Regions from separate parts of the Homo sapiens genome. Here region 1 is linked to region 2. A link is an interaction called in ENCODE POLR2A ChIA-PET data of the cell type or tissue named here. Cell type or tissue: Panc1. All regions are shown on one strand.

Evidence for each region. ChIA-PET counts read pairs that join two places held together with the same protein. Peaks named below come from ENCODE experiments on the same cell type or tissue, not always from the same donor. Only the 100,000 strongest peaks of a DNase experiment are listed, where the experiment ranks them.
Region 1: POLR2A ChIA-PET joins it to region 2 with 5 read pairs; 2 of 35 experiments call an interaction of 5 or more read pairs at or near these places.

Annotation. Positions count from the first base shown.
Region 1 is chr15:95,902,346-95,907,345 of GRCh38, forward strand. LOC124903582 (a long non-coding RNA gene) reads right to left here. Exons shown (of 2, transcript XR_007064799.1): 2 at 3,792-5,000. Among named protein-coding and RNA genes, the nearest start is that of NR2F2-AS1, 420 kb to the right of the region's middle. In Panc1, no CTCF peak of the experiment used is centred here; no DNase peak of the experiment used is centred here.
Region 2 is chr15:96,023,542-96,028,541 of GRCh38, forward strand. All of the region lies in intron 1 of LOC112268156 (a long non-coding RNA gene), which reads left to right. Among named protein-coding and RNA genes, the nearest start is that of NR2F2-AS1, 300 kb to the right of the region's middle. In Panc1, no CTCF peak of the experiment used is centred here; DNase peaks (open chromatin) are centred at 2,940 and 3,460; H3K27ac peaks cover 1,594 bases.

The DNA.
Region 1 (5,000 bases), 120 kb before region 2:
AAAAATAATTTGAAGTGAAATGTCATCAGCTTATACTGTTACCCTCCTTCTAAATAGCTAGCACTTAATCTAAGAATAACAGTTTAAACTACACACCATCTACTAGAAAACCTCATTATTAACAAGAATTTTTCATCCTGATTCTCTTGACCTATCGAAAGCCAAAACTCAACACGTTGCCATTTAATCTTTAACAAGGTCCTAGGTTATTGAAACCAGTATGAAATGAAATTTATGGGCTAACATTTAACTGTTATTCTCCACATCTTCCCAGGTTACTCTCCATTCTGGGGAACCATCTTTTATTAGCATGAGTAAATATATAAAAGCCCACTGCTAAAACACTTAACAGATCTTCTCTGTCAAGGCTGTGAACTGCAGTGTCCACTCCATTTGGAGGTCCCTGCTTCTTTTTTTCTTCCTTTGTTTAAAATATGCTGACCACACAGTGACCTCTCCTAACCTATCAGTCGAAAATTACAACCAGCCACACAAACAAGCAGACCGGGGTCAGAAGGAGCAGGATCTGCTAAAAGTTAGTAATCATACATTAATTCCCTGACATAATTAATCAAAATGAACCACTGTTATCTAGCAAGAAACCTTTAACCTATTACAAAGGGGTCAATTTGCGAACCACTTGAGCCTGGGAGTTTGGTACAAATAGCATACGCCCTTCATCCGGGATGCCCTAAGTAGGGAAAAATGCCTTTGAAGTCCCAAATCTACTAGATTTAGATATAATTTCATCAATCAAGTTAAAAGCCTGCCTCCCTCCAGAAGGATTTTGTGGAGCTCTGTCAACCAGCTTCGTTGAGTGGTGACTGAAAATCCATTTGTAAGGTATTTTTTTTGGACACGAGTCGACTAGAATAGGTCCGACCTGACAAAAGAGGCAAGAGTTTATCAAATTGAAGAGGAAGAAGGAAGATGTGTGGGGCAACTCATTTTCCCCTTGCAAGAAGAGTAGTAAATCGGATGTTTGTTATGCACATGAACTGGTATATGCTTCCATTTTCAAGATTAAACCTGTCAGGTGTTTAAAATCGATATTTACATGGTGCAGGCACACGGTAGGAAAAAAAACAGAAGAATTAAAAACGGTTTCACTGTAATTCAGGGGAATTTTTTTGTAGTTTTGCACATGTATAAATGGAGCATTGGCCTTCAGTCATATTGCAAGCACCCTCCCAGGATATGCGTAGGTGTTCATTTACAGAAAACAGATAAGCACAGTTTTGTTTGTATTCCTCTCACCATTAATTTCTAACATCCCCAGAGATTGAAGGTGTTGCCAAGGGCCCCAAAATACCTTCAGCTGAAATTGTTACATCACTAATGTGCTTAGAAACTTACATCTATCATATCATACTTTCTGAGTTGGAAGACATCAAAAACCAAAAAGGATATATTGTATTTTGAAAGGATTTATATGGAAATACACATGCCTTTTGATAGGATCAAACATATCACATATTTCAAAACTGATGATGGTCATCAATTTCAGAATTAATGTCTGGCAAAGCATTGACACTACTCTTACCATGGTTACCTGAGAAATTGATCCGGATAGGAAGGCCCTTGCAATTATTTATTTCAATCCTGGGCCATTTCAAACAGTTTTTCAGTGAATTGCTCTGTTTTCTTCCCACACATTCGACACATATTTCACTGAATTTGATCACTGCAGTGGGCCCAAGGGCACTTGCTGGGAGGTTCTTCAATATGGTGAGTACTGTCATATAGAGCTGTGGATAAGGCAACTTGAATGATGCATTTAATTCTTCCTAACCAGTAGATACTTGGAGGTATTGTATTATTCACCTTGCTATTTCAGTCTTGAATCCATTTTAGAGATGAAAAAATGGAGGCCCAGAGGGATTCAATACTTTAGTCAAGAACACACACACCCAGTCCAGGAGTGGTGGCTTATGCCTATAATCCCAGAACTTTGGAAGACAGAGGCAGGTGGATCACTTGAGGCCAGGAGTTTAAGACCAGCCTGGCCAACATGGCGAAATGTCTCTACTAAAAATACAAAAATTAGCCAGGTTTGGCGGTGTGAGGCACAAGATTCATTTGAACCTGGGAGGTGGAGGTTGCAGTGAGCCGAGATTGCACCATTGCACTCCAGCCAGGGCGACAGAGCAAGAGTGTCTCAAAAAAAAAAAAAAAGAAGAAGAAGAAGAAGAAGAACACACACCCAGTAGCACCTGAACAGGTATTCAGATAAAGGTCAGTTTGTCTTCATATCAAGTTCATTTTTTTTTTCAGAAAGCAACCTTCAAAAAACAACAAAAAACAAACACAAAAAAAAAGCTTCTGTGGAGATGAAACATAATGAGAATCTGCCAGAACAACCCCTCCATTTTTCTCAGTATAACTCACTATCCAGAACAAGAAAAAGAAAGTATCTTTCCTCAACCCCCACCTAGTAATTTGCTCAGCTGGAAACAGCAGCCCTTCAAATCCATTCTACCCTCTGAGCTCAAGCCCTCCTGGCCCTGTTTCTGTTCCTGAGACATGTCAAGTTTGTCTCCTCCTCAGGTCTCTTCCCCACTATGCACTCCCTTCCACCTGGAAGGCTCTTCCCCTCACTAGTTGCTTCACCTGGCCCCTCTACCACTTGCCGGTCTCAATTTAAGTGTCCCTTCCTCAGAAAGGCCTTCTCTGGCCTAGCTATCTGAAGCCATCCTTTCCTCCTACCCCCAGCCACAGCATAATCACCTCATTAGGCTTTGTCCCCAGCCTTCTTCACAATCCCAAGTGCACTGCTTGTTTCATTTATTTAACATATCTTTCCATCTCATCTCCCCCACCAAGTGGTGGGATCTTGTCTGTCTTATTGTGGTGTTCCAACTGCCTAGCACGGTGCCTGAGTGCAGGCGGGAATGAATGAATAGCTTCTGGCAAGGTCATGCTCTGACTTTGGAGGCTAATTCTTGATTCAGCTGTGGAAGGAGCAACTATGGCTCTGGGAGTTTCTGTAACTTGGGAATGGGCAGCAAAGAGACTAAATCACCTCTTTTGGCAAAGTTGTAAGGGATTTCAATCCATGGACTTCCTGTTCAGCATGAATATTAGGGATTTTTGCTCTCCTCCAAATGGATCTCTGAAGATGTTGGGACCATTTGTATAGTTTATTTCTCTTTAGCAGAAGGCCAGGTGTGTTCTATGAATTCAAACCTGTTTCAAGAGTACATGTAACAAAAAACACAGAGGTTGCCTCCTGGTGAACGGCCCCAACATGCCAGGATCAATTTTCAGGTCCCCTTAGCAACCCTCAAGAAACCGCTTGTTGTCACTCTGCAGATGAGGACATAGAGGCTCAGTGAGGAACAACAGTTCCTGAGAAGTAGCCTAACTCCAAATACCATGCACTCCTGCAACCCTGTGCCATCTGGTCATCACACAGAACAAGGAGACAAACAACACTAAATAACATATAAATGCTAGATGTAAATAAAAGACTTCGCAGCACACGCTCATGAGTTTCATCATTTAAAAATAACCAAATATGTTAAAGAGTCTGGCACCTCCCTCCCCCCTCTCTCTCTTGCTCTCTCTCTCTCTCTCTCTCTCTCTCTCTCTCTCTCTCTCTCTCCATGTGATGTGCCTGCTCCCCTTTGTGTTCCACCATGAGGGAAAGCTTCCTGAGGCCTCATCAGAAGCTGAGCAGGTAGATGCTGGTGCCATGCTTCTTCTACAGCCTGCAGAAACATGAGCCAAATAAATCCCTCTTCTTTACCAAAAGAAAAAAGAAAAAAGAAAAGAAAAAGAAAATAACCAAATAAAAAGCACTGATGATTTATTTTAGATAATAGTAGATCATATTTAGTAACTATCATTCACCCCAATAAAGAATACAGAATTACCCACTGTTAAGTTTGACTGGCTTGAAAAAGAAAAGAATACAGGCCAGGGTGCGGTGTCTCATGCCTGTAATCCCAGCACTTTGGGAGTCTGAGGTGGGCAGATCACCTGAGGTCAGGAGTTCAAGACCAACCTGGCCAACATGGTGAAAACCTGCCTCTACCAAAAATACAAAAAAAATTAGCTGGATGTGGTGGCGGGCGCCTATAATCCCAGCTGCTCAGGAGGCTGAGGCAGGAGAATGACTTCGGAGGTGGAGGTTGCAGTGAGCTGAGATCGTGTGATTGCACTCCAGCCTGGCTGACAACAGTGAAACTCTGTCAAGAAAAGAAAGGAAGGGAGCAGAAGGGAGGGGTGGGGGAGGGGGAGGAGAAGGGGAGGGTGAGGGAGGAGGGGAGGGGAGGGGAGGGGAGGGAGGGGAGAAAGAAACTGCATGCTCCATTTCAAAAGGACTGACTGACAGCCAAAAGTCATGTCGTCACTGTCCCATGGTGACCAGTCTTAGGATGCTAATGGTTTTGTAGGCAGAGTGCTTCTCCTTACACATCCCATGGGTCCCTCACTTTCTGTCTGTGAGTGTGCAACCAGGGGCTATGAACAGAGTGCCTTGAAGTCACCTACCGGGGTGACTAGCACGAGTGCATGAGAACCCTGACTCACAGAAGCACCTGGAAGCTCTTCTAAAACTACTACTTTAAGCACGAAGATGAGGAAAAACCATGGCCATCCTCTCACTTGAGACTCTAACATCACACCTGTTCCAGCGGCTCCTAACCTTCACATGCCCTCTCTCCCAGCCAGCTCCCCAGGAGCCCAGGTTTTAACTGGGCCTGGATTTCCTTCCCCAGTAGACAACGGTGGCAAGCCTCCCAAGCCTTCCCTTGACCTGGGAGGCTCCTCATGTGCTACTGGTCCCCACACATTTAAAGCTCAGTCCTGCCCGGGAGACTTGGAGGAATGTGATACCTGGGCCACCCTGCTTGTCTTTCAAACTGCAAGGCAACATTGTTGAGAAAATGTGTGGATGAAATACAATGCTCAGCGACCTGTGCCTCCACAGGGCTGTCCAAACAGCAGAATGATGCCAAACTGGCCCACGCTCACAGAGCCGGGTGACAAGAGAGGCA
Region 2 (5,000 bases):
CTCTGCCTCCTGGGTTCAAGCGATTGTCCTGTCTCAGCTGCATGAGTAGCTGGGATTACAGGCGCCCACACCATGCCCAACTAATTTTTTGTATTTTTAGTAGAGATGAGGTTTCACTGTATTGCCCAGGCTGGTCTCAAACTCCTGAGCTCAGGCAATCCACCCGCCTCGGCCTCCCAAAGTGCAAGGATTACAGTTGTGAGCCACCATGCTTGGCCCTAAAATAGTTTTTATACATTCCTATTTTCTTAAACTTAAAATACTGTACTTAATTTACATTATACATTTTCTGATATCGTCAATATAGGATATGATTCTAAATATATATTAAATGTATAGATGGCTTCTCTCTTCCATTTTTATAGTTATTTTTTCTTTCTAGTAAGCTCAGATATTCCATTAGATTCTAGATGTTCTCTGAATAGTTTCATGTTAACTTGAGCTCAGAATTTATAAAATAATATTTATTACCTGCCTCTGCAAGTTAGATGTCTTTAAACAAACATCTATTAGGTTGGTGCAAAAGTAATTACAAACACACACACACACTACTGCTCCTTGGATTATGTATCTAGCTCAAGAATAGCCCCAATCCTATAGTCATGCATGATCAAAATTGTGAAACCATCATTAACTTATCCTTCTCCATCAGAAACCATCTGTTAATATAGCGAAGACGTCTTATAAGTGTCTCATGTGTTCTTTCTTTGCACTTCATGACCACAGCCGCACCTCTGACAGAAGTTTCTACCTGTATATTGATGCTTTCAAATTCCATCCATCATACTTCTAGTTGGAGAGGTTGGAAAACTAAAAGCTATAACCTCCAGACTCCTTTGCAATTCTGGATATGGATTAGTTCTGACTTTGAAGCATTTACGCAGGGTTTCGAAAGCGAGGAAGTCATTACACGCATTGGATCCCTGACTTCTTTTTTGGCTATTTCTATCTGCAAACAAGACTGTGGAAACTGAGCTTTGACAGCAGCAGCATTCTAGTGTCCATTCTCCACAGTTTCTGGAGCATCTAGAGGCGGCTGCACCTGCAACCATGGCCTCAGGAAGAGCAGCTTCCCTGCCAGCCCCACCCTTTTGGATCCTGGGAGCTTCCCTCGAAGGTCAGCCTACGTCCCACTCTTTTGGCTCTCCCAGTGCTTTTGCAAATGCCTAATTCTCTGTATTAAATCCCATTCTCCTTCAAATGCCTAGAGTTATTTCTAAAAATTTAAATAATATAATAAAAATTCATCCTGGAATATGGAACTTTCCCTACAAATGGAGAATATAGATTTTATTCAAGCATCCCTTCGTTATTTATGGTTGCATTTCTCAGAGTGCAGCTATATCAGGATTAACTGAGTACTAGGGAAAATGCATTTTCCCACCCCTATTGAATTATAATTTCCAGAGAGGAACTAAACATACGCATTTCAACACCTCAGGGATTCTCATGTACCCTAAAATATGAGAATCCCTGGTTTATAATAATTGTGCAAGTGTTAGACTTTTAAAAACTTAATAAATAGAAACTGTACATGTTACATTTTCTGACCCACACAATTAAGCTAGATATTATAACAAAGTATTACATCATAAGAAACCAGTAACTGAAAAATTTATGTATCCTACTCACTAAATTGTCTCAAAGAGGAAAGCAGAATAAAATAATGAGTTAATCAGAAAATAATATCTATTGGGTCATTACATAACACGAGGTAATGAATGCAGTCAAAGATGCTTTCAGAAGGAAATTTGTAGATGCAAACATTTATATTATTAAACAAGGAGGGAAAATGATGAAGTCAAATCAGAAGTTAGAAAAGGAATCATAAAATAAAGACCAAGGAAAGAGGGTGAAAAATAATCATAAAACTAAGGGAAGGTATCAATTAATTAAAGAAACAAAGTAGAATTGGAAAATAAATATAAGAACTGATTTATGAGGAAACTGTGGAGTCAATATAAAAGTTTTTACATAAAAATATAAAATAATATGTAAGAATTTTTTGATATTTTGAAAATATAAAAAGATTAGAGTTTTTCTGAGAATGTTTAAATCATCAAAATCATTTCAAAAACATATGTATGTATGCATGCATGTGAACAGACAAAAGATAAAGGCAGAAATAAAAATACAATGATTAAAGTCCAAGTAAGATGGCTAGATGATTTTATAAATGCATTTCTTTTTAATTTTTCCCATAATAAATAGGAAAGCATGAAAAAGACAGAAAGCTTCTCAATTTGTTGTTAAAGACAATAAATTCAATACCTTAAAATCTAAAAGAGATAACACTAAAAAGAGAAAATTCCAGTGCATCTCAATTGTTAATATTAATAAAAAGCATTATTACATAAAATCCAGTTAAATAAAGTACACCATAACATTGAAAAAATAATCAATAATGATTTAGATTATAAATATAAGGATGGTTTAATATGAAACAGTTTACTGATATTATTCTTTCATAACGCCAATTGGCTGAGGAAGAAAAATCAGGTGATTATTGAGATGGATTTTGAAACTTGCAAAATTCAATATAGTTTTTTATTAATGCAAGTTATTTTTACTATGTTTCAAATTTTCCTTCCATTTATTATTTGCTGTCAAATCACAGCAAAGCTCACATACATTAGTTTGAAGCATATACTTTAAGTTCAAATAACAGATTTGAATGTCTCATATCACTACTATTACTTTACATTATTTTAAAAGATTTCGGCAGTTCCACATTCTTTTAAAAGTAGGCAATAACATTATTTGAAGATAATATGAACAACTACCTAGCACCCCCAAAAAAATAAAATGAAGTATTCTTATACCTAACATGAGAGATGAGTCAACAAAATCAATATGGAAGGCATGACCATTGTTCACAAATATCCCATTCTCCTCTACTTCTTGGTGCATTGTTTCCTGTCTCTCTTAATGTTTGTCCTGGCCATGTGCCTAGTGCTGGTCATGAATTTGAGAAGTGACTCATATATGCTTTTAGGCCAAAGTGTTTTTGTTTGCTTGTTTGTTTGCGACAGAGTCTCGCTCTGTTGCCCAGGCAGGAGTTCAGTGGCGTGATCTTGGCTCGCTGCAACCTGCACCTCCCAGGTTCAAGCAATTCTCCTGCCTCAGCCTCCCAAGTAGCTGGGATTACAGGACAAACCACCAAGCCCAGCTAACTTTTGTAGTAGAGACAGAGTTTTTTAGTAGAGACAGGGTTTCACTATGTTGGCCACACTGTTCTCGAACTCCTGGCCTCAAGTGATCTGCCTCTCAAAGTGCTGAGATTACAGGTGTGAGCCAGTGCGCCCAGCCTGTTTTTAGGCCAAAGTATTTTACTTGCTAATGCTCAATTCTGCAATCTGCCTTCCCTGGCTAAGGCAACTGTGAAAACATTTGCTGATATAAAGGTAACCAAGGTAGATGCAACCTAGGTCACTGAGATAACACGTGGCGAGTAACTTCCCCAGAGTGTTGCCCAGACCTGCAGAAGGCTTTACGTGATGAAGAAACAGATGCTTATTATGTTAAACCACTATGATGTGGGGTTGTAACTGAAAAATAATCCATCCCAAATAATGCAACAAATATTAAAAAATGAATGACTTTTCAAATAATAGATAACACAGTGGAAAAAATCTCAGGTAGTTATAATAAATCTTAAATATTTAAGCATTAACAAAAATATTCACAACTACGTTAAAAACATAAAACTTCACTTAAAGCCTAAGTGCTTAATAAATGGAAAGTTATATGAATCAACAAGAAGGGATGATGATATCCTAAACCTGTCTAGCTTTTCACAAGTTCATTGATAAATTTAATCATTTCTAGTTAAATCTCCACAGTAATTTTTTTCTAAGCTTAACAAAATCATTATAGAACAATCTGAAGAAATAAAGAGTTAAAAACAACTGAGAAATTTTTGAAAATGATGATGATGACTCGTGCTATTAAATACTTGGAGAAAATTTTTGTCGTACATGTGTATGACAAAAAATTTGTATCCAAAATTTATGTTTAAAAAAAACTCTTATGATTCAATAATAAAAAGGCAACCCAGTTTAAAAGTGGATGAAAGATTTCAACAGATATTTCATAGAAGCATGTAAAATGATAGTCAATATTGGTAGTCATCCAGAAAATACAAATTAAAACCATAATGAGCTACCACTACTCACACACTAGAACAGTTAAAATTCTAAAACACTGACAACACGTGTTTGCAAGGATGTGGTACAAACAGAATTGGTATGTAAAATGATAAAAGCACTTGGAAAAGAGATGGCAATAACTTAGAAAGTTAAGCATATATTCTCCATATAACCCTCCAATTATAGCAATTCCAATCTCAGGTATTTACCCAAAAGAAATGAAAATATATATGCACAAAAAGACTTACACAGGAATGCTCATGGCAGTTCTAATGATGATAGCCAAAAATAACCCAAATGTCCATCAACAAGTGAATGGATAAACAGAATGTACTTCAACCATACAATGGAGCACTGCTCAGCAGCTAAAAGAGATAGACTACTGACAGATGCAAAAACATGGATGAATCTCAAGACTATTATGTGGAGTCAAGATACCAGACACAAAAGAACTTACAGCAAATTCCAGGAAGGTCCATAAAAGTATTGGAGAGGATTGAAATGTTAAGCATTTTGATCATTTACATTAATTACAATGCATCAAAACATACACTTAAAATGAATACATTTTATATGTAAATTATACCTATATAAAGTTGACTTTTCTAAAAATGAGACTACTAAGATGATCTTAGCTGTCTTGACATGCTATGATATATATTCAATAAATCCCTCTCCATTTTTAGAAGAAACGGACTTTCTTTTCTGGGCTTGGTGGTTCATGCCTGTAATCCCAGAACTTCAGGAGGCTGAGGCTGGTGAAGTGCTTGAGGCCAGGAGTCCAAGACCAGCCTGGGCAACATAGCAAGATGCAGTCTCTACAAAAAAAAAAAAAAAAAGAAAAATTAATTA